Linked DNA regions of Homo sapiens: all the other regions are linked to region 1. Evidence: read pairs that join two places in POLR2A ChIA-PET (ENCODE). Cell type or tissue: GM12878. All regions are shown on one strand.

Region 1 (8,000 bases):
ATATTTATAATTGGAAACTATGTAGGAAACAATGTCAATTAATTTGTGTCCCAAATGGGTGCTGTTATTTATTTCATTCTACTACAAAGTAGAAAAACAGGCAAACCACTCTACCCACTTACCAAGCTACATTTCAAAGAAATTATGAAAATGGACATCAGATAAAGAAAACCTAAGGACATGAAAGCATTTTTAAAATTCTAGGAAAAAATAACAATAATATTTAAAAAGAAATTCTTATGCAGATTAAGAAACCATGCTGAAAAGGAATAGAAAGTGATAATGTTAACAAGTAGCGCAGTGAAGGCACAGCCTCTCAACTCTTATTTTGCATCTCCTTTTTCCTTCATGGAAATTGATCTAAAAACCAAAGAGAGTAAAGCAAGCAGTGTTTAAAAGAGTCATGAATAGGCAACACAGGGAATCTTTGCAGAGTTAGAACCGTTGAATATCTTAACTGGATTCGCAATTATACATGAGTGATAAAATTGTATAGAGGTTCACATACAAAAATCCAGGTGAAACAGGAAATCTGAGTAAGATGGGGGGAATTATATCAAATGTCAATTTTATGGTTGCAATATTATACTATAGTTTTGCAAAAACAGTTGAGGGAAACAGTACAATGTACAAGGGATCACTGTATTATGTTTTACAACTCCATGCAAATCTTTAATTATCTCAGCAAAGTTTTCAATTAAAAAGACAAATGAATTAAAAGGACACTGAAACACTGGATAGGTGGAAAGATGTGAAGAAAACCCAGCTGATTACATCCCACATGTAAAGGAACTGACCTCAAAGCAACTGTTAGTACTCTTTTTTTTTTTTTTTTTAATTTTATTTTATTTTAAAGACGAGGCCTCGCCATGTTGCTCAGGCGGGTCTCAAACTCCTGGCCTCACGCCAGCCTCCCACCTCTGCCTTAAAGAGTGCTGGAGTTACAGGCATGAGCCACCACGCCTGGCCCTATTAGTAAATTTGGAAAGGTTATAGAGAATAGGAGCGATCCTAAAAAATAGGAAAATGCAGGGTGTTGTTCCACTTTTTCACAAATGGTCTTTGACATTTCATGTAAACCCTGACAAGTTTATAATAGATCCTCAAATATTTGTCAGCAATTGGAGAAGAATAAAGAGATCACCAGGAACCCATAAGGGTTCGCTAACAACACTCATTATGGTAACCAGGCTCAGGGAACAATATCTAGATAGTGAATCTCAGTTTCAGCAAAGCAGTCACAAAACTCCTCATTAAAATATTGAAAATAAGATTGTATACTTATTTGGAGACAGTCAAGTGGATGATTTTTGCCAGAAAATGTTGATTCTGTTGGTTTTAGACCAAACTAAAGTAATGCCTGTAATAAAGAGCCATGTTATTAGTAACTTGGATAAAAACAAAGAAGACTTTATCAAAAAATTTGCAGCTGGGCTGGGCGTGATGGCTCACATCTGTAATCCCAGCACTTTGGGAGACTAAGGTGGGTGGATCACTTGAGCCCAGGAATTCGAGACCAGCCTGGGCAACATGGTGAAATGCTGTCTCTACTAAAAATACAAAAATATTAACCTAGCATTGTGGCATGTGCCTGTAGTCCTAGCTACCTAGGAGGCTAAAGTGGGAGGATCACCTGAGCCCAGGAAGTCAAACGAGTTGCTGCAGTGAGCCGTGATTGTGCCACTGCACTCCAGCCTGGGCGACAGAGTGAGACCCTGTCTCAAAAGAAAAAACAGAAAATGCAGCTGATATAAACATCTCAGAAAGATACCTCATTATGATAAATGACAATTTCAGATTCTATGGAAGTGCTGACATAATAGGCACAAACTAATAAAGCTAAATAAAAAAGCAAAAATTGTGAAGTCATACATTTAGGTTTCAAAGAGTGATCATAAATGTACACGATGAAATAGAAGCAGCTTTATGGCACTTCATTTGGAAAGAAGAAATCAGAGGGATTTAATTGGTGCTGTAATTGGCTGGGCCTTGCCACATAGCATGCAAACAACTGGGAGTAAACCAGGACTGACTATGGGCAGAATCTGGAAGAAAAGGATAGATTGAGTGGGGAGGGCATGATCGGGGGAGAAGGGAAAGGAATAAAGAGATCCACTTTGGCCTCACAGAGTGCTGGGTCAGTGGCTAGAAGGAATTGCACCCAAGGGACTGACTGACCTAGTGACTGGATTTTGAAGCATCCAGGCTATGTCGACAGAGTTCCTTCAAAATGATGAACATATCAGGAGCAACAGAGAAGGGCTGGTAGGAACTAGGTAGAGGTTCAAAGTTGAACTCTAATCCCCCCTGGAAACTGAGGAAAGCCCGAGTCCCAGGACTCTGGGAAGAAAGGGTGAGCACTCCAGCAAGGCCAAGGAATGGGCTACATTGGGGAATGTGTATCAGGGTTAAGGACACTACCTTTGGAGCCTGCCAGAGTACTCTGTATTCACCCCTTCCTTCCAGTGTGCCTTGCACTGGTTACTGGACATTTCTGAGGCTGGGTTTTTGCCTTGATTCAATGGGGAATTGTTGGGAAAATTAAATATGGTTTATTAGATGGTTAGGACAGCTCCTTGAATTGTGGAATAGAAGTTCTACCAGGCACTTTGGGCTCTATTTTACAGACACAGATGAATTCTAGAACATATTTACCTGTTAGGAGGCATTTCCGGTTGCAGAAGTGACTCTGAATCCTGTGTATTAAAATCACTTTGGGAGCATTTTTTAAAATTCTGATTTTTTTAAAGGATACTCAGAACAATTGACCCTGAATCTCTGTGGTTGGACTCAGCCATTCATAGTTTTTAAAGCTTTCCAGATGATTTTAACTGTGCAGCTAGCATTGACAGCCATTGTCTTACTCTATTATCAATCCTGGTTGTCATTGGTTCAGGGCCCAACTAAATCTGCAGGGGGGCCACCTCATTGGAGACAGCTAGGAGTAGCTGTGGCCAGTGGAGACTGATGGCCAGCTGTGAGCTTGAGATGAGCGAACAGGGAGGGGCAGCTGCTAAAACCCCCCCAGACACATTCACTAATATGACCCATCTACTTGAAGAGAAGCACTCTATGGAGAGAGGAAAGAACAGTCACACTGAACTCTGAGGTGACCGAGGCACATCTGGGGTGTTGTATTCTGTTTTAGGAAGAATACAGACAAGAGGAGAACTTTTTTCTGGGCCTTTGGATTGAGCTGGGAAAAGTAGCAGCATCAAGAAAGGCATCACATTGTCTGCTGGAGCGCAGGGCATTTGCTATGAATGATGAGTCTGGGGAGCCTACGGTATACGAAGAGGAGAAGATAATCCAAGTTCAGGAAGTACAGCAAGAAGTCAAGAGATGAGTTTTGATGGGCATTCTCTCAGGCTTAGGGCTGAAAATTAGAAACAGGGTTGACTGACAAAGACAGAAAATGTGTGCGTTGATAAAAGCCAGTTGAGAAATAAATTCGACAGACACTGAGCGGTTAGCATACTCCCCTGGGTCAAGGGCATATTTAAAACTCCCAAAACATACCCAGTGAAAGGGGAGCAGGATGATAAGGAGCAGTGACCATGTCTGGTGAGTAACAGTTGAAGAACTGGGGGTGGTGAGCTGCAGACTGCAGAGCTGAGCGGGATGACAGCTGTCTTAAGATACTTGAAATATTCACTTGTAGAAGAGGGTTTTGGTCCACTGAGTAGACATTACAGGAAATCAGACTTTTGGTCAATAGTAGGAAATTGCTTTAGTATCAGGAACTGAAACTAGAATAAGATTATGTCCTGTGAGGTAGTAAACTCCCTGTCACTAGAGATATTCAAGCTGATATTGTAGGAGTTACTAGTATTATGTGGTAAGTAGGACTAGATTAGTGGGAGGGTTTCAAGTCCTCCAGTCTTATTCTAACAGGCCCAACTCAACTCTTATTTGATTTAAATGTGTAATATGTTGTAGGATTTTATTTATTTATTTTTGAGATCGAGTCTTGCTCTGTCGCCCAGGCTGGAGTGCAGTGGCGCCATCTCGGCTCACTGCAAGCTCTGCCTCCTAGGTTCACGACATTCTCCGTCGTCAGCCTCCTGAGTAGCTGGGACTACAGGCGCCCGCCACCACGCCCGGCTGATTTTTTGTATTTTTAGTAGAGACAGGGTTTCACCGTGTTAGCCAGGATGGTCTAGATCTCCTGACCTCCTGATCTGCCCGCCTTGGCCTCCCAAAGTGCTGGGATTACAGGCATGAGCTACCGCGCCCAGCTGGATTTTATTTTTTAAAGGGATATGCCAAAAAAGAGAAAGAAACTAGAATTATTAAAATTATTTTAAAAGCTTTTTAATTGACGATAATTGTATATATGTAAAGGGTATGATGAAATGTTTTGATATATGTTTAAGTTGTGTAACAATTAGATCAAGCTAATTAACATAGCCATCACCTGACATACTTATCTTCTTTTTGTGGTAAGAACATTTAAAATCTACTTTAAAAATAAATAAATAAAAGAGAGACAGTGTCTTGCTCTGTCATCCAGGCTGGAATGTAGTGGCATGATCATAGCTCACTGCAGCCTTGAACTCCTGGGCTCAAGAGATCCTCACACTAAGCCTCCTAAGTAGCTGGGACTACAGGCGCACACCACCATGCCCAGCTTATTTTTGTATTATTTTGTAGAGATGGAGGTCTCACCATCTTGCCCAGGCTGGTTTCCAACTCCAGGCCTGAAGTTACCCTCCCACCTTGGCTGCTCAAGGTCCTGGGATTACGAGTGTGAGCCACTGCACCCGGCCCTAAAATCTATTTTAGCAAGTTTGAAATACGTATTATGTTATTATTAATTATAGTCAAAATTCTGTGCAATAGATCACTAAAGCTTATTTCTGTAGTCTAACTAAAAAAAAAAAAAAAATGTTGGGACAAAGTCTCACTCTGTTGCCTAGGCTGGAATGCAGTGGTACAATCATATCTCACTGCAGCCTTGAACTCCTGGGCTCCAGCCATCTTCCCACTTCCCCTTCCTGAGTAACTAAGACTACAGGTGCATGCCACTATGCCTGGCTAATTTTTTAAAATGTTTTTTTTATAGAGACTGGATCTCGCTATGTTGCCCAGGCTGGTCTCAAACGCCTGGCCTCAAGTAATCCTCCCATCTTAGCCTCCCAAAGTGCTGGGATTTCAGGTGTGAGCCATTGTGCATGGTCTGAAACTTTGTACCTTTTGTTCAGCGTCTTTCCTTTCCCCATCCCTCTCCCCGTCCCCACCCCCAGCCTCTGGTAACCACCATTCTACTTTCTACTTCTATGAATTTGACTTTTTTAATGATATGATTCTTTGATTTCCATTACAAGGAAAGACACGATGACAAATATTTGATCAATGAATGCTGCTTGTTTGCATAACCAACTAAGAGATTCAAGCATGTATGTAAATACGGACTCTTTTTCAATGCAGGTGGGGTGACATGGAGAGTCCGTAAATTTACTTTTCTTGGTCTTGTAGTTTGGGAAGCATCATTGGCTATCTGCCTTAAAAATTTAAGCTATTTTATGTTCCTTTCAACAAATGTGTGTAGTACGTACCAAGTGTAAGGCATCATCCTGTACTTTGACAATTGGAAACCTTCTCTCCCCAACTTCTACCAATTGGAAGTTAATTTCAGCACTGAAACCACCTCCCATATTTAACAAGAGCATCACAGCACAACAAATATAAACAGTGATGACAGTGAACATTTATCCGTTGCTTCCCCAATATGATTTCTCCCTTCTGTCTTCCTAATAACCCCCATTTCCATTCTTAACTAGGGCAGAACCAAGACACACCGACAGTTAAGCTGATTTGTCTGTTCCCTCAGATGGATTTGTGATGACATTTCTGATGACATTTTACACTGCCATTGGTCTCACTGTGCTACTGATAGTTCACTAGCTTCATAAAGTTACCTCTTAAGCAAGTTTTATATATTGATGGACTCTTGTCCAGTTGCCTTTTGGGAGACAGAGGAATATCCTGTAATGACTGCTGTATCTCTTACCATGGGTTGCTTTTTTATTTTTTCATCAATGAAGGAACTCAGTGCTGTACTCTCAGCTATTTAATTTTTCTTTCCTTCCTCATTAAAAAAACAAAAAACAAAAAACAGAGCCAGGTACGGTGGCTCACACCTGTAATCCCAGCATTTTGGGAGGCTGAGGCGGGCCAATCACAAGGTCAAGAGATTGAGACCATCCTGGCCAACATGGTGAAACCCCATCTCTACTAAAAATACAAAAATTAGCTGGGTGTGGTGGTGCATGCCTGTAGTCCCAGCTAATTGGGAGGCTGAGGCAGGAGAATCGCTTGAACCTGGGAGGCAGAGGTTGCAGCGAGCTGAGATCACGCCACGGAGCGAGACTCCATCTCAAAAACAAAACAAAACAGAAAACCTATTAGTGATCAATTTCAAATTAATAGATACATAAAATTCTAAATGTAATTATTTTTTAAAAAACCCAGTAAGATAGAAGGAGAACCTATAGATTGAAAGACTTAAAGGACATATTAACCAATCATTATATATGGTCCTTATTTGAATCTTGATTCAAACAACTGTAAAACAAAACAAATGTTAAACTAAATTTGGCCTGAGACTGCCTCCATACCATGAGTCCCTACTTAACAAGCTAACCTAACTTAGAATGTAAATAAACTTGAAAGCCTAATTTAGGAGTGTATTTTGTAACAAGGAGCTGGGTGTTAGGTGTTAGCCAGTTACAGGCTGTTAACTGATCAGACCATGTCCAAATAAGGCAAATTCTGAGCTGCCACCTATCCAGCTGTTTCTGTGCCTCATGTCTGTTTTCTTTCTATAAATACTCCCTGCCCAGTTATGGAGCAGAGCTTTCTGAACCTCCTCTGGTTCAGAGTGCTACCGGATTCATGAATTGTTCTTTGCTCAATTAAACTTCATTAAATTAATTTGTATCAAGTTTTTCTTTTTACTTAAAAAACATTTTTGGGACAATTGGAAGTTTAAACACTGGATATTTGAAGTATTAAATTGTTATCATTGATATATTTTAGGTATAATGATGGTATTATTTTTATGTTTTTTTTTTTAAATTTCCTTGTTTTTAACAATACATACTGAAATATTTAAGGGTGAATAGTATTTGGGATTTGCTCCAAAACAATACAGAAGAAAGGAAGTGAGTGAAGGGTATAGATGAAACAGAACTAGTCATGAATTAATCATTGCTGAAACCGAGTAATGGGTACATCAGGGTTCATTAAACTAATCTGTTTACTTTTCCTGTGATGAAAGATTATATAAAATTTAAAGACTCCCCCTCACTTTCCAGTGGTAATCAGTTTTAACACTTTGATATCTATTTTCAGGAAGCTTTCAATGTATGCATTACAGAGAGAAAGGGGATAGTGGAGAGGGTTTGGTTTTTGGCTTTGCTTAATTAAATGGACTCACTAATACATATTGTCTACAACTTTATTTTGGGAAAGGGAGCTTGCTATATCATGGACATTTTGCCATTTAATTTTATATCGGAGCAGTTCATGATTTTATTTCTCTAAAGAGGACAAAAAAAAAAAATCCTCGGCTTTTGTAACCGTGTAACCTCTGCACTCCGGGGGATAATTTTGGCTTTTTGTGCTGAATACCTGTACTTGAAGCCTGGCATCTCTGTGGGCTTTGGCCAGGAAGAGCCTTAATTACAAGCCGTGGGCAGCTCACACTGGTCTGATTAAGACCCTTTCCCAGCGCAGGATCCCCTCCCCATACAAAGCATCAAAGCGTCAGCCCCAACCTCTTTCACAGGATCTTGCTGTCAGACAGCAGTGGTAAATCCGTTGGAAATTCAGCACTCTCTGTTGCCGACTGTCTGGGGGCCAAACTTTTGTGAGAGTTAGAAAATGCCTTATTGAATTCCTATTGCTTTTTTGTGATTTCATGTAATGTGAATTCTTAGTGAGTCATGTATATTGGTAAGAGAGAGAATTTGTGTGAGAGAGTGGTTTTTAAAAAA
Region 2 (8,000 bases), 120 kb before region 1:
TTCAGGATGTATATGTAACATTTTATCCTAGGAATATGAATTTTTTAAAGGAAGTCTGTAACTAGACTCTTTGGTCAGTTTCAGTTAAGATAAACTATATGATGATCACAATAGATTCCTAAATTACATTTGACAATTCAGTACCTGTCGTTAATTTAAAAAATATAATTCTTATAAAAATAAGATTTTTTACATGATTTATGTATATTATAAACCAAAAAATAAATTTTGTATGTCTGTGCACCCACACATACATATCTCTTAAACCAGTATTTAATGTCATACTCAATGGTGAAACATTAGAGATTCCCTTTAAAATAAAAAAACTAAGATGATATTTATTATTCTGGAATTTCTTGTCAGTACAATAAAGCATGAAACATATGAAATATAGCTGATAGCAGGAAGTAAAAAGTTTTTAAAAAATAAACAACATAATTACATAACAATAAAAAAGAAACAAATGTATGGTAACACTCCTAAACTTATTGACAACTCAGTAAAGTTGTGGATTTATACATGAAGAATAATAGCTTTATTATATACCAGCAACAATCTGTTAGATATAATAGAGAAAATGCTTCTAGTTATAATAACAGCAAAAAAGCGTAAAACCTTTAGAAAAACTCACAGCACATTGCTGGACTAAGTAAATAATGGAATTTACTAGGAGATATTTTTTAAAATTTTGAACAAAGGAGATATCAGGTTTGTGGATATTAGAACATTGAATATTTTACATGTATTATTTTTCTCCAAGTTATTTTGTAAATTTTATGTTAAGCCCATGTAGTTCTGCAGAAAATGTTCATTGCTACAATCTCTCTATGCGCTCAGTTTGGTAATGTGTGGAGAAAGCCTTGAAAGAGTCCCTGTCCTTTAGGCTGTAAGGAACAGAAAACCTGGTAAAAATGGTTTACACAGAAAGAAGTTTAGGTTTATCATCTCACTGTCCAGAGGTGGAGTGTTTCCAGGAAATTCAGCAGCTCAAAAACATCACAAAGGACATGAGTGTTTCCTTTTCCTTCTCCGCCATCCTGAGTATATCAGTTTGTTCCCATAGACTTAAGTCCTCATGGTCAGGATGGCTGCATCAGTTCCGGGCATTGCATCTTTATACACTCATCTCTAGAGTTGAGAAAAGGAACCATTCCTTCTTGCATGGGTATTTGTAAAGAAAAGCTTTTTCCAAAAGCTCCCAAAAGACCTCTCTCATGTCTCACTGGCCAGAATTGCATTAAATGGCCTATACTAAAACAGGTGGTGGGCTAGATTTAGCTAGTAGCTTAGACTATCAGGATTCTCCTTTCTCTTCCTTGTTGGGGAGAGGCTCCTCACTCTGAGCACATGGTAGAACGCAGGGTAAACAATGGAACAAAATGTGTCTCTGCCAGCAAAGAAGTGTATGTGTGTGTGTGTGTGTGTGTGTGTGTGTAGGGGGACTGGCTTTGACTAGCAGTCTATACTCGTTGAATCAAGAATTTCAGTTCTAGAAGCTTATTTTAAAGAAATAAGCACAGAGTTGAACATAGCTTTCTGTACTCAAATGAACAATAATACTTACAATAATGAATAAATAATTTCATTATTTAATTATAGAAACTACAGAAACATATGCACACGTTTAAATTATTGTACATCCATGATAAATAGAATATTTAAACCATTAAAAATTACGTTTTCAGACACTAATGGCATAAGAAAAGCTCTATTGAATGTTTTCAGTGGGAGGAGAAAGATACGGAATTAAAACTAAGTGGATTTCATTTTCATTCAGTCACACTAATATACTGAAGACTGGGGAAAAACACCACCAGAATGTTGGTTTTATTCTAGTGATAAATTATGGGCGGTTTTCTCCTTTTCTGTATTTTCTGACTTTCTCCAATTAGTAATACTTTTAAGATCAGAATAATTAACAGCACTAAAATCACACACTTCAATTGTATCAGTTAGATTTTGCTGGATAACAAACTATCCTAAAATGTGGTGACATAACTATTTAGCCCATGGTTCTGCAGGCAAGCAATGTAGGCTGGGCCCATGTGGGCAGTTGTCTTCTTGGCTGGGCTGGCTCATCTTTATACCACATGTGTTCTCGTTCTCCAGCAGCTAGCCTTGACTTGTTCTCATGGCTGTGAAGCAGGGTTCTGAGAGGGAGCATAAGAGAGCAGAGCCTCGTGGGCCTGCGTTCAGGAACTGGCACATTACCAACTCTGTCTGCCACATTGTGTTGGCTAAAGTAATCCACATGGCCATCCCAGCTTCAAGGTTTGGTAAACAAACTGTCTCCCTTGATGAAAGAAGCCACATAATCACACTGAGTAAAGGGTGTGGATACAAGGGAGTGGGATGGAGGATTTGGGGCCATTTTTGCAAGCAATCTATCACTTCATCTTAAAAAGAAAGAAAACAGCAACAAGAGTCTTACCCAAAGATTAAACAAATAAAATATGAACTAAAAGGCATACGTTTAGGTGATGAGAACTTTATTTTTTGAGACGGAATGTCACTTTGTCTCAAAATCATATAGTTCATTGCAGCCCAAAACTCCTGGGCTCAAGTGGATTCTCCCACCCCAGGCTCCCCTCCTGCCTCAGCCTCCTGAATAGCTGGGAGCACAGGCATATGCCACCATACCTAGCTAATTTTTTATTTATTTATTTTTAAAGACGGGCTCTTGCTATGTTGCCCAGGCTGGTCTAGAACTCCTGGCCTCCCAAAGCACTGGGATTATAAGCATGAACCACTGCGTCTGGTTGATGAGAACTTTTAAATAAATGCTTTCCTTTAAGGTGATGGGGAAGATTTTATCTTTTCTTCTCATTCATGACTTGTTGAGAGTTTCGTGACAGCATATCTCTTGAGGAAGCACTAAGCATTTAATCAAGAAAGAGAGAGGAGAAAGCAAAACCTCTCTGTAAATGAATTAATATTGATGCACTTTCAGAATTTGTTCTTTGGGTGTGTTAATAACTCATTCTATGCGGGTCTTCAAAGTGCTGAGTGATGGGACCATAGCCAGAAGCAACAGGCTAGAGCCTTGCCATGCTTGGGGGCTTATCACTTTTCATCCAGGTCCTCGCAGCAGTGGTAATTAGGAAAGACCCTTGGGGTACAGCCTCCAGTGAAAATAGAGGATACATGCTGTTCCTCCTGGATGCATGGTCATCATGGCTATGGTATTCATTAGTGAGAGAGGCTCTGATGCATCCCAAACTGGGGGTGTCTGGGCAACCTCAGGGATTTTATGGGAACCTGAAGCCTTAGGATACACGTGCTGCATCTTCTTGGAGCATTGCTTTGTTTGGTTTAGTTTTCACACTTTTTTTTTTTTTTTTTTGAGACAGAGTCTCACCTTATCGCCCACGCTAGAGTGCAGTGGCGCGATCTCAGCTCACTGCAACCTCCACCTCCCGGGTTCAAGCGATTCTCCTACCTCAGCCTCCTGAGTACCTGGGATTACAGGCGCGTGCCACCACACCCAGCTTATTTTTATATTTTTAGTAGAGACAGGGTTTTATCATGTTGGCCAGGCTGGTCTCGAACTCCTGACCTCAGGAGATCCACCCACCTCGGCCTCCCAAAGTGCTGGGATTACAGGCATGAGCCACCACGCCTAGCCTAATATGAGTATCTTAAACAACATGGTATGTTCATCAAAATGAAAACATTTACCTTGGTACAACACTGTTAACTTTAGTTGTTAACTACATACTTTATTCACATTTTCCCAGTTTTTCCTCGAATGTTATTTTCTGTTCCAGGATCCAATCCACATTTTATTTAGTTGTCATGTCTCCTTAGTCTCCTCCGATGTATGATACTTTCATCTTCCCTTGTCTTATATGGCTGCTATAGTTTGGATGTTTGACCCTTGCTAATCTCATGTTGAAATCTGATTTCCAGTGTAGGAAGTGGGTGCCTAATGGGAGGTGTTTGGGTCATGGGGGTGGATCCCCAGTGAATAGCTTGGTGCTGTCCTTGTGGTAATGAGTGAGTTTTCACTCTGTTAGTTCCCATGAGAGCTGGTTGCTAAAAAGAGCCTAGCACCTGTACTCTCTTTCTCTCTCTTTTTTTGTGATAAGGTCTTGTTCTTTCACCCCGGTTGAAGTGGACTGGTGTGATCACGGCTCACTGCAGCCTCAACCTCCTGGGCTCAAGAGATCATCGCACCTCAACTCCCCGAGTAGCTGTGACTTAAGGCACGCATCACCTTGCCCAGTTAATTTTTCTATTTTTTGTAGAGATGGCGTTTCACTATGTTGTCCAGGCTGGTCTCGAACACCTGGGCTCAAGAGATTCTCCCCTTTTGGCCTCCCAAATTGTTGGGATTACAAACATGAGCCACCGTGCCCGGCCCCTCTCCTCTCTCTTGCTTCTCCTCTCACCATGTGATCTCTGCACACACCAGTTCCCTTTCACCTTCTGCCATGAGTGGGAGCAGCCTGAGGCCCTCACCAGAAGCAGATGCTGGCACCATGCTTCTTGAATAGCCTGCAGAACCATGAGCCAAGCATGCAGATGTTGCTTTATAACAACACTAAAAGGCTTGAGACGTATGACCTTGACACTTTTGAAGAGTCGTGTTCAGGCATTTTATAGAATGTTCTTCCATTTGGGTTTGTCTAGTGTCTTCTCAGGATTAGACTGAGGTTATGGACTTTGGGGACAAATACGATTCAGGTGATACGCTGTTCTCACTGCGTCCTTTGAAGGAGTACATGATGTCAAGATGGCTTGGTACTGGTGATGTCTCATGTCTGCTAGGTTTCACTACTGTAAGGTTACTGTCTTTCCCTTTCCATCATTGATTAAGTAGAGAGGAATCACCAAGTCCAGCCCATACTCAGGGCATGGGGGGATTAAGTTCCACCTCATGGAGGAGTATCAAAGAGTCTGTGGACATATTTTAAAACCACCACAGTAATTAATATTTGTATTAGTATTCAGCTAGGAGATATTTTAAGGTTGTGCAGATAATGTTTCTCCATAAAGTTTCACACATTAATTTTATCTTCATCAGTGGATCTTGTTAAAGCAGTTATTACTATGGTGTTTAATCATGATTTCTTCTTTTCTTTCTTAAAAAAAAATTTATAAACTGTAAAGTTCTGTATTAATGTCCATAATCCTGCTGTCACCGAAAGTGCAACAGCTGATCATTCCCAGGAAGACTGAAGGCCATAATTTTTTTTAGGGCAAACATTTCTGCTCCAGTGAAATACAGGTGATTTTCTATTTTCCTAATTCTTTCTATAATTATTAATTGGAATTCTTTTGTAAGGAAGATCTGTCCCTTTTGCTATATTTACTTAGTCACTTATTTATTTCAGTATAGGCTCACAGATATTTGTTTTATTCTATGATCTTATACTACTATCCCCCCTTTTTTCCCTCTAATTTGTTCCAGCTTTGGCTATTGGGAACTCCTTCAGTTTGGCTTATACGTCCATTTGACATGCCCCATCTTTCTTCTTTTTTCCTTTTCTCACCCTTTCCTTTTTAAAAAAAGCACCTCCTTTGCTTTCTGGCATTCTAAGATGTCCAGGTTCATCTTGTATTTTCCTTGCTGCAGTTCTTGAGCCAGCCATTTCTTCAAGGAACACTGGTCTCTTGGAGGTCATCTGGAGGATGGTATTTAGAAACCAAGATCCAGATACTAAGTGTGCTTGTTGCTGTAGGGACATCACAGCTTCAAGGCCGCCTGAGTGGAAAAAGCTAGGAAATATATGTGACATGTACACCCATATATAGTGTGTGTGTGTGTGTGTGTGTATATATAATGTATATACACACACATCCCTATATTTCTGTATCTGTGTGTGTGTATAAAACAATGCCGGCCAGGCATGGTGGCTCATGCCTGTAATCCCAGCACTTTGGGAGGCCGAGGCGGGCGGATCACGAGGTCAGGAGTTCGAGACCAGCCTGGTCAATATGGTGAAACCCCATTTCTACTAAAAATACAAAAAAATTAGCCAGACATGGTGGCGCACACCTGTAGTCCCAGCTATTCAGGAGGTTGAGGTAGGAGAATCGCTTGAACCCGGGAGGAGGAGGTTGCAGTGAGCCGAGATTGCGCCACTGACTCCAGCCTGGGAGACAGAGTGAGACTCTGTCTCAGAAAAATACAAAAAACAAACGAACAAAAATCAATGCCATGAGTCATACTGATATTGCGACATCACTTTTACTCAGTAACTTTTTGGAGAACATGATTTTAAATTTTATTTTTTTTTAATGAGAATAAACTTATACAGTTGACCTATTAGGATGGCATTTGGCCACAAGCAAAAGAAGAGTTATCCAACAGTACTGTAAACAAGCAGGGGTCCACATTCCTCACAGTCATCCTTGGAATAAGTGGAGGCTGGCCTGGGCACAGAGACCAGGACAGTGTTAGTGCTCAGGGCTGAGATCCTCTTGGCCTTCCTGGCTCTTTCCCCATGGCGGCAGATGGCTGCTATAGCAGCACTAAAGGCAGTGGAAGGGTCAAAAGGCTTCTTTTGTGTGATATGGTTTGGATATTTGTCCCCGCCCAAATCTCATGTTGAAATCTAATCCCCAGTGTTGGAGGTGGGGCCTGGTGGGAGGTGTTTGGGTCATGGGGCAGATCCCTCATGTCTTGGTGCTGTCCTTGATATAGTGAGTGATAGTGAGTGAGTTCTCAGGAGATCTGGTTGTTTAAGTTTGTGGCACCTCTGCCCCAACTCACTCTTGCTCCTTCATTCGCCATGCCATGTGACATGCCTGTTCCCATTTTGCCTTCTGCCATGAGTAAAAGCTCCCTGAGGCCTCCCTGGAAGCTGTGCTCAGGATGCTGGTGCCATGCATGTACAGCCTGCAGAACAGTGAGCCAGTTAAAACTCTTCTCTTTATAAATTACCCAGTGTCAGGTATTCCTTTATAGCAGTGCACGAATGGCCTAATACGCTTTGCATAAACCTATGTCTTTTTTTTTTTTTTTTTTTTTGAGATGGAGTTTTGCTCTTGTCGCCCAGGCTAGAGTGCAGTAGCATGATCTCGGCTCACTGAAACCTCTGCCTCCCAGGTTCAAGCGATTCTTCTGCCTCAGCCTCCCGAGTAGCTGGGATTACAAGCATGTGCCACCATGCCCGGCTAATTTTTGTATTTTTAGTAGAGACGGGGTTTCACCACGTTGGCCAGTCTGGTCTTGAACTCCTGACCTCAGGTGATCCGCCTGCCTCAGCCTCCCAAAGTGCTGGGATTACAGGTGTGAACCACCGCACCTGGCCAAACCTATGTCTTTTTATTGGGAAAGGAAAGTTTCCCTGCTGACCTCCCTGTTTAGTGAGAACCGAGTTATTCTTGCCTTTGACTTGTCACTGGCCAAAGAGAAGGAGAAAACCAAAGAAAAGGTTGAATCCCATCATCATTCACTTTCTGAGGCTGAGAGAGGGACCTGTCCTCCCTCAGATTGGGCTCAAAGGGGACAGAAAGGGCTGCTGGGTGTGCACATATAGGGTGGCCTAGGATGTAGACTTCTTAGGAACTTTTAAAGATAGGAGATACTTAATGCTTACCTTCCAGAAGGAGAAATGGAGACACAGAAAGGTTAATGTACTGGCCAAAAGTCACAGAGTATGTGCTGGAGCCAGGGTTGGAAGCCAAGGAGTGTGGTTCCAGAGTCTGTAGACACACGCTAGCCACAGGCACGTTGGATACAGTACACTCTGGGATCTGGACCTGCAGGAATGCAGGCCCGTGTTGAAAAGGTGCCAACCCCTCTGGCTCATTGTGGGTCCTGGCAATCCACATTGCAGGGTCACCTTTTTTTTTTTTTTTTTTGAGACGGAGTCTCGCTCTGTCGCCCAGGCTGGAGTGCAGTGGCGGGATCTCGGCTCACTGCAAGCTCCGCCTCCTGGGTTCATGCCATTCTCCTGCCTCAGCCTCCCAAGTAGCTGGGACTACAGGCGCCCGCCACTACGCCCGGCTAATTTTTTGTATTTTTAGTAGAGACGGGGTTTCACCGTTTT
Region 3 (8,000 bases), 55 kb after region 1:
TCTGGAACTGTGAGAAAATAAACTTCTGTTGTTTAAGCCCCCGAGTCTGTGGTATTTTGCTATGGCAGCCTGAGCAAAGTAATACAAATAGTTATAGCAATATCACATTTCTGTTATGAGATCGCCGCAGCATCAAACAGGAGAATCCAAGAAGGAGACCTAGAAAAACAGGTGAAACCACTTTCAAGCAGGAAATAAACTCTCTGGAGAGATGATCTAGCACGTGTGTGAAACATGTTCTAGGTGTATGACGTCTTTGGAACATTTTTTCCCCATCAAAGCCCAGTTTTGGGATTTTGACCTCCTTTGAAGTCAGGGAAAAATTTGGACCACAGGTTCAGGCATACGGAAGTGTAAGGAAACTATGTGGCATTCAGAGAGCTGTGTTCATGCTGATGTTGAATGCTAGGAATGTCTGATGCATGGGGTTACGCTGAGAATTAACCCGCTTCGATCCGGGTGAATTAAGATAAAGCCAAGCTGCGCTCGGTTAACAGCCCAGATGGAGATGAGTGGAGAGGTGCTGTTAACAGCACCAGAGCAGTCATTGTTTGGCTGGATTTTGGTTTCAGCTTTATAGAGTTAGCTTCAAAGAAGTCTTTAGAAGTACTTTGCACAGTCATGGAGTCCCTCTGTATATTTGATGGCCTCCAGCTCCATTCTAAAAGTGTGACCTTTATAAAGCCATAAGGGACTTTTGCTTGATTCAGTACTTTAAAGAAGGAAAAAAATGTGTTTTTGTACCCTGTGGTGTAGGCCTCTTCAAGATAGTTTCTTAAAAATCATTTGTTCCTTTTATTGTTCTTAATTTATTCCTATTTATTGATCAAGTAGGAACAATGGATATCAATGTATAATTTATGTATTATACAGTCCATCTAGAATTCCCAATGAATTATCAATAATAGAAAATGTGGGCTGGGCACAGTGACTCACGCCTGTAATCCCAGCACTTTGGGAGGCTGAGGCGGGCAGATCAGTTGAGATCGGGAGTTTTAGACCAGCTTGGGCAACATGGTGAAACCCCCGTCTCTACAAAAAATACAAAAATTAGCTGGGGGTGGCAGTGTGCACCTGTAATACAAAAATTAGCCGGGCATGGTGGTGGGCACCTGTAATCCCAGCTACTCAGGAGGCTGAGGCAGGAGAATCGCTTGAACCCCGGAGGTGGAGGTTGCAATGAGCAGAGATTGCTCTACTGCCCTCCAGCCTGGGCAACAGAGTGAGGCTCCGTCTCAAAAAAAGCAAAACAAGCAAAAACAGCAACAGCAAAAAAACCAAGAATGTTCTGAGATGAAACAATTGCACCTGCATTTTAAATTTTGGTTTGGTATTCAGGGATCTACTGCAGTTTCACTCTTTTCAATATGAACTACCAATTATTTCCTTTCCACATTGATTTCTGATGCCACCTCCATCCTAGATTGTGCTTTCATATGTGCATGAGCCTGTTTCTGAGCTCTCTCTTCCTGGGTCTCTGTGCCAATTCCTAATCACCTGAACTATTGCCAATAAAATGTCTGGCTACCTGGTAGGGAGAGCTCACTCTGTCTGCCCCTACTCCCCATATTTTTCCCCCAAGTTGTATTTTTTCATCCATTGAATTTTATTTTTCATTTTGTTTGCTTATTATTTTTGAGACAAGGTCTCGGTCTGTCACCCAGGCTGGAGTGCAGTGGCCCGATCTTGGCTCACTGCAACCTCCACCTCCTGGGCTCAAGCGATCCTCCCACCTCAGCCTCCCCAAGTAGCTGGGACTACAGGCGTGCAGTGCCACCATGCCCACATGCCCAGCTTTTTTTTTTTTTTTTCGTAGAGATGGATTTAGCCATGTTGCCGAGGATGGTCTGTAACTCTTGGTCTCAAGCAATCCAATAATCTTGGCCTCCCAACGGGCTGAGATTACAGGCATGAGCCACCACGCCTGGCCCCTCTTACGCTGATTTTTTTTTTTTTTTTTTTTTTTTTAATGAGGCAGGGTCTTGCTCTGTCGCCCAGGCTAGAGTGCAGTGGCATGATCTCGGCTCACTGAAAAGTAGCTGGGACTACAGGCGCGTGCCACCACACCCAGTTAACTTTTTTGTATTTTTGGTAGAGACAGGGTTTCACCATGTTGGCCAGGCTGGTCTCCAACTCCTGGCCTCAAGCGATCCACCTGCCTTGGCCTCCCAAAGTGCTGGGATTATAGGCGTGAGCCACTGTGCCTGGCCTCTTCCATCAAATTTTAAAATAAGCTTGTCAAGTTTTTGGAAAAATCCTTTTTTACTGGATTGTGTTTCATTTATTGATTGACTTTTAGGGAAAACTGACATTTGTTTGATACTGCATCTTTTCCTCCATGAGTATGACCTTAATATTAGTTTTAGGCTTGCTTTTATAGAAAAACGAATGTTTAAAAAATATTAGTACACACTGTATTTAAATCCTCAAACATTTATGGAAGGATTTCCAATATAACAACCATGCTGGGGACTGATGGATTTTTAGAATGAGCAAGTAAGTCCTCTATTTTAAAAAGATTACAGTCTACTAAAGGGAGGCGTGGTAGACGTACGTACAATTTACTTCACATAAATTAGACTGTGGTAAGTATGATGCTAAAGCTATACATAAGATGCTACCAGGGAAGGAGGATTAATTTAAACCTGAGAGATCCCTTGGGATCCCTCCCAGAGCCATGTATAGTACTAGTATTTGTATGTTTAGCTCATGTTTGGCTCATTTTATATAATGAGATGTGAAGAATACTTGTCAGTCTCTGTGTTTTGACATTTTGATAATTAAACATGGGCTCTGTGATTCATATTGACATGTAGTCAGTATAGAATATTTATGAGATATTTTACCTTCTTTTGTTTGTACTGTCTTTAAGGTGTAAATTAATTAAAATTAAGTAAGATTTAAAACTCAGTTCCTCAGTCACAATAGGTACATTTCGAGTCCTCGGTGCGCTCATGTGACCAGCATCTACTGTATTCAGTATGCAGATTCAGACAATCATTTATTGTACACTTCATCTTGATATCTAAATGAGGGAAAATATTTAAAGCATAGTAGTTTAAATAGGTCCTGGGCTGGGGTTTTATGAATAATCCATATTCTAATCATCTGTCTTCTAATTGGTTATATGTAAAACATTCTGACATTTTTGGATTGTGGAAAGTACGATTCCCTTTGTAAAAGGATTAGAGGTAAACAATGGACAATGGGAAAAGCCCCATCTCAGTAGAGCTTTATCCAGAGAATGGTTTTGCAATCGTGAGTGTCAAGAAGCAGCAATGAAATTTATGGATTTTCTGTCTCTTTCATTGAAGCAGAAATTCAAAATAGAGCTCTATAAATTGGTCAGCATCTTCTTGGATCTTGTATTTGTTTTTTCCGTTACCTCAGTTCCTTTTAGCAATTGAAAAGGAAGCTTGTTGTTGTTGTAAACTCCAAATGACCAAATCCTGCTAATGTTCTGAAAAACCTACATGTTATATTCTTGATTTCCTGATAACTTTTTTTTTTTTTTTTTTTTTTTTTGAGACAGGGTCTTGTTCTGTCACCTAGGCTGGAGTGTAGTGGCGCCATCTCAGCTCACTGCAGCTTTGACCTCCAGGGCCCAAGCCATCCTCCCACCCCAGCCTCCCGAGTAGCTGGGACTACAGGCGCGAGCCACCATGTCCGGCTAACTTTTTGTATTTTTCTGGAGAGATGGGGTTTTGCCATGTTGCCCAGGCTGGTCTTGAACTCCTGGGCTGAAGTGATCCGCCTGCGTTGGCCGAAGTGATCCGCCTGCCTTGGCCTCCCAGAGAGCTAGGATTACAGGTGTGAGCCACTGTACCTGGCCCCTGATAACTTCTACTAATTCCTTTGTATGTGTGTGTACATGCATGTTAGTGGGTGTACTTGCCTGCTGGGTATCCTACACTCCATGGTATTATATTACATACTTTAAATCTTGTGCCTTGTATAGCATTCTTCTCCTTTTGTGAAAGATATTCCTTCTAATGGAAGAAAATCAATAGAATGTCAGAAATATTAACTGGGAGTGCATCAGCCACAGCTGATGTAGGAAGAAGCAGTGAGAAATAACAGAACTATAGAATACCTTTCAAAACTGTCAGCTAGGACAGTGAGGACTTCTAAATACTCGCAGGAAATTGAACCTTCACTTCCAACGTGATAGGAGAATTGACTTCTAATTTTGTGAAACTTGACATGCAAAACTGAAAATCTAGAAGTGCTTAGAAATGATGGAAAAGATTTACAAGGAGCCTTCAGATAAAGGGTAAAGTCATGATGATATAATTTTGAATTTCAAAAGCTTCGTTTTCTTTCTTCATGGGAAGAACAGGAAACAAGAGGCTTAGAATGTAGAAATCATCTTCATGGGAATATTAGTAATAGTGGATGTGTGTTAAACTGTTATGGAGAAGCAGGGAAAGGCTGGACAGGGAATGAGGACAAGTCAGGCTCATTTAAGTTAAATGTTTTGAGAGGGAACCTGCAACAGTGTACTCTGCAGATGCACTGAGATTCTTCCCTGTTCATATTCTCAGCAGTGCCAGCCTTGACTTTTAGTCAAGAGATAGTTATCGTTTAATGGGTATAATTTTTAGAATTCCATCTGCAATTCCATTCTACAATTGCAATTCTACAATTGCAAATTCCATTCTACAATTGAGGAAACTGAGGCTTATAAAGATTAAAGAGCTCATCCAAGGATATGCACCTAGTAAATAAGCTTAGACCTGGAATTTGGACAATAATTTTGCCATTTATTAGCTGAGTACCTTTGGTCAAATCACTTGATCTATTCAGATGTCCTGGTTGCTACTCCGGATATTGGGAAAATCATAGCACCTTCCATCATAGAGATGGGGGGGCAAGAGTTTGGCAGTAACTCAGTTGATGTATTGACAGTGTCTGGTGCAGAAGACGTAGGCAAAATAAATAACTATTGCAATTTACTGGCTCTGTGCAAAGTCCTATAGAGATGCTATAGGAAGACACAGAAGAAATGGAGAAAGATGTTTCTCTTACTCTTCAGTAGCAAAATATTTTGGACTTCTGTTGACCATTTTGCCCTGAATATTTTCCGGGGGTGGGGTGGGACAGAAGATATCGACATTTGTGATACTTTGCATGGGGCATTTTGTTAGGCTCTGTAGCAGTCAGTATTAGGTTTGATACACATAACAGAAAAACCCTACTTTGCAAAATGAGTTAAGATAACAGGCTCCCTGTTAGCATTTTCACATGGAACATTTGATTTTTGGCAACAAATGACTGACCTTAATTGTGAAATAACTGTACAACAATTTCTTTATCCATTCTGTTGTGGAATGACAATTGGGTTGTTTCTAGATAGGGACTGTTACCACTGTGAATGTTCTTGTACGTGTGTCCTGGTTGATGTGTGGCCTCCGGGATAGATATATACTGAGGAATGGAGTGGCTGGGCATGAGGGTTCCTGCTACTCCAGATCATTACCAGCACTAAGTATCATAATACTTTTCTATTTTTGTCAGTCTTGTAGAGTTATACTGATTTTTTATTATAATTTTTTTTTTTTTTTTTGAGACAGAGTCTCGCTCTGTCACCCAGGCTAGAGTGCAGTGGTGCAATCTCCTCTCACTGCAAGCTCCGCCTCCCAGGTTCACGCCATTCTCCTGCCTCAGCCTCCCAAGTAGCTGGGACTACAGGTGCCTGCCACCATGCCCGACTAATTTTTTTGTATTTTTAGTAGAGATGGGGTTTCACCATGTTAGCTGGGATGGTCTCGATCTCCTGAGCTTGTGATCCGCCCACCGCAGTCTCCCAAAGTGCTGGGATTACAGGCGTGAGCCACCATGCCCGGCCTGTTATAATTTTTATAATATCATTACAGAAACATTTCTTCATATGATTACATATTCTTCCTAAGTATAATTGTCAATAGCTGCACTGCATTTTTTATGAATATATCATAATTTATATAATCAGTCCATGATTTTTCATAATAAATAATCCTTTGAATTGTTTTAATTTTTTCAGAATGACAAAATGTGTGATGTTTGTGTGTAAAAGTTTTTCTGTATTTTCCTGTATTATTTCTTTTCTTTTTTTTGAGACAGAGTCTTGCCCTGTTTGCCAGGCTGGACAGCAGTGGCACAATCTCGGCTCACTGCAACCTCCGCCCCTCCAGGTATTAAGCAATTCTCTGCCTCAGCCTCCAGAGTAGCTGGGTTATAGGTGCGTGCCACCAGGCCTGGCTAATTTTCTGTATTTTTAGTAGAGACGGGGTTATACCATCTTGGCCAGGCTGGTCTTGAACTCCTGACCTCGTGATCCACCTGCCTCGGCCTCCCAAAGTGCTGGGATTACAGGCGTGAGCCACCACACCCAGCCTATTATTTCTTTAGCATAGCTTCCTAGAAGTAGAATATTTTGGTCAAAGTGTACCAGCAAAAAGACTCTGTGTATTCTACATGGGAGCTACGGCCTTGGGAATGAAAGGAGCTGGAGGTTAGTGTAAAAGGAGGAAGTGTGCCCTTGTCACTTGTGCAAGTTTGCAGACTCTGCAGTGGTAGGAACAGCACAAGCAGAGGCAGAGAGGGAGGGATGGCCGGGGTCCAGAGCTTGTCCACAGGCTCCTACTTTCATCCTAATCCTATTCACAAAATTTGTGATGATGACATACGGCATCAAAATGCATCCTCCACCTTACTAGGACACTTTCCAGGATAACAGCATACATCCTTACTGAAGTCTTACTGGTAAGGAGAAAGAGATACCACGTGAAGACAGACTTTAGGTTTTGTTTTGTTTGTGCAGACATTTATCGAGCTCTTATTTATAAGTGCTTTACATATATTACATCATTTAATCCTCAACAACAGTATGAGGTGGGTACTATTGTTATCCTTAGCTTATGAATGTGAGAACCAAGGCTTTAGAGCTCGTAAGGAGCAGCGCCAAGATGTGAATCCAAGCAGTCTGCCTCCAGTACACCATACCGCCTCCCTGTAACAGCACAAGATCATTTACAATTGAATGTTTATGTGAGTGATTTAAGCAACAGATACTGTCAGAATTCAGAGAAGGGAGAGAGATAACAGTGTGGACTGGAGTGGACAAGGAAGGCTTCAGCAAGCAGCATCCTCTTTTGAAAGGACTGTGACTTGGACTGTTTAAAAACAACATCACATCAGATTTTTCTGGCAGTTTCATTTCCCACTTTCCTTATCCTGCAAAGTGAGTTGATAAAATGCAAAGTGAATTCACGGACGATATGTTCCTGGAGTGTAGCTAGCTCATCCTTCAGATTCAGTATGTGCTTAATGAAAGACAATTCTCCTGGGCTAGCCGTGCATAGAATGGAGTCAGCTAGAGATCCCCAGAGAACTGCTTTCTCTGTGGTTGTGTGAAGTAGGAACCCAAGCATCACAAGTCCAGTTACAGGTTTAACTGAATGGAACATTTCGTGCCTAGTAAAAAGTAAGGCATTTTTATCTATGTTTGTTTTCTAACCCTGTTGTAGACTTCTGGAAAACTGCAGTAGCAAATAGCCAGTAGTCATACACGATAATCAGAGAGTGAAACTCTTTCCAAGTGGTAGAGTCAAGAGGTTAGAAATAGCAAACCACTTATATTATAATCTGTGTGTGCATGATATAAAGTAAAGACTCAAACCAATATAGGAATCATAAAACATGGAGCAAAGCAAAGCACATGAATTTGCAAAATTTCCTTTTCTTTTTTTTTTTTTTGAGATAGAGTCTCGCTCTGTCGCCCAGGCTGGAGTGCAGTGGCATGATCTCGGCCCACTGCAACCTCTGCCTCCAGGGTTCAAGCAATTCTCATGCCTGAGCTACCCAAATAGCTGGGATTACAGGTGTGCATCACTACACTCAGCTAATTTTTATATTTTTTGTAGATACAGGGTTTTGCCATGTTGGCCAGGCTGGTCTCAAACTCCTGGCCCCATGTAATCCACATGCCACAGCCCTCCAAAGTGCTGGGACTACAGGTG

What was found. ChIA-PET counts read pairs that join two places held together with the same protein. Peaks named below come from ENCODE experiments on the same cell type or tissue, not always from the same donor. Only the 100,000 strongest peaks of a DNase experiment are listed, where the experiment ranks them.
Region 2: POLR2A ChIA-PET joins it to region 1 with 5 read pairs; 1 of 35 experiments calls an interaction of 5 or more read pairs at or near these places.
Region 3: POLR2A ChIA-PET joins it to region 1 with 9 read pairs; 5 of 35 experiments call an interaction of 5 or more read pairs at or near these places.

What each region holds. Positions count from the first base shown.
Region 1 is chr12:94,717,060-94,725,059 of GRCh38, reverse strand. No RefSeq gene overlaps it. Among named protein-coding and RNA genes, the nearest start is that of TMCC3, 71 kb to the right of the region's middle. In GM12878, no CTCF peak of the experiment used is centred here; DNase peaks (open chromatin) are centred at 3,689 and 6,689; H3K4me3 peaks cover 659 bases; H3K27ac peaks cover 1,725 bases.
Region 2 is chr12:94,835,567-94,843,566 of GRCh38, reverse strand. No RefSeq gene overlaps it. Among named protein-coding and RNA genes, the nearest start is that of MIR492, 5.2 kb to the right of the region's middle. In GM12878, no CTCF peak of the experiment used is centred here; a DNase peak (open chromatin) is centred at 4,026; H3K27ac peaks cover 2,772 bases.
Region 3 is chr12:94,662,436-94,670,435 of GRCh38, reverse strand. No RefSeq gene overlaps it. Among named protein-coding and RNA genes, the nearest start is that of TMCC3, 16 kb to the right of the region's middle. In GM12878, no CTCF peak of the experiment used is centred here; no DNase peak of the experiment used is centred here.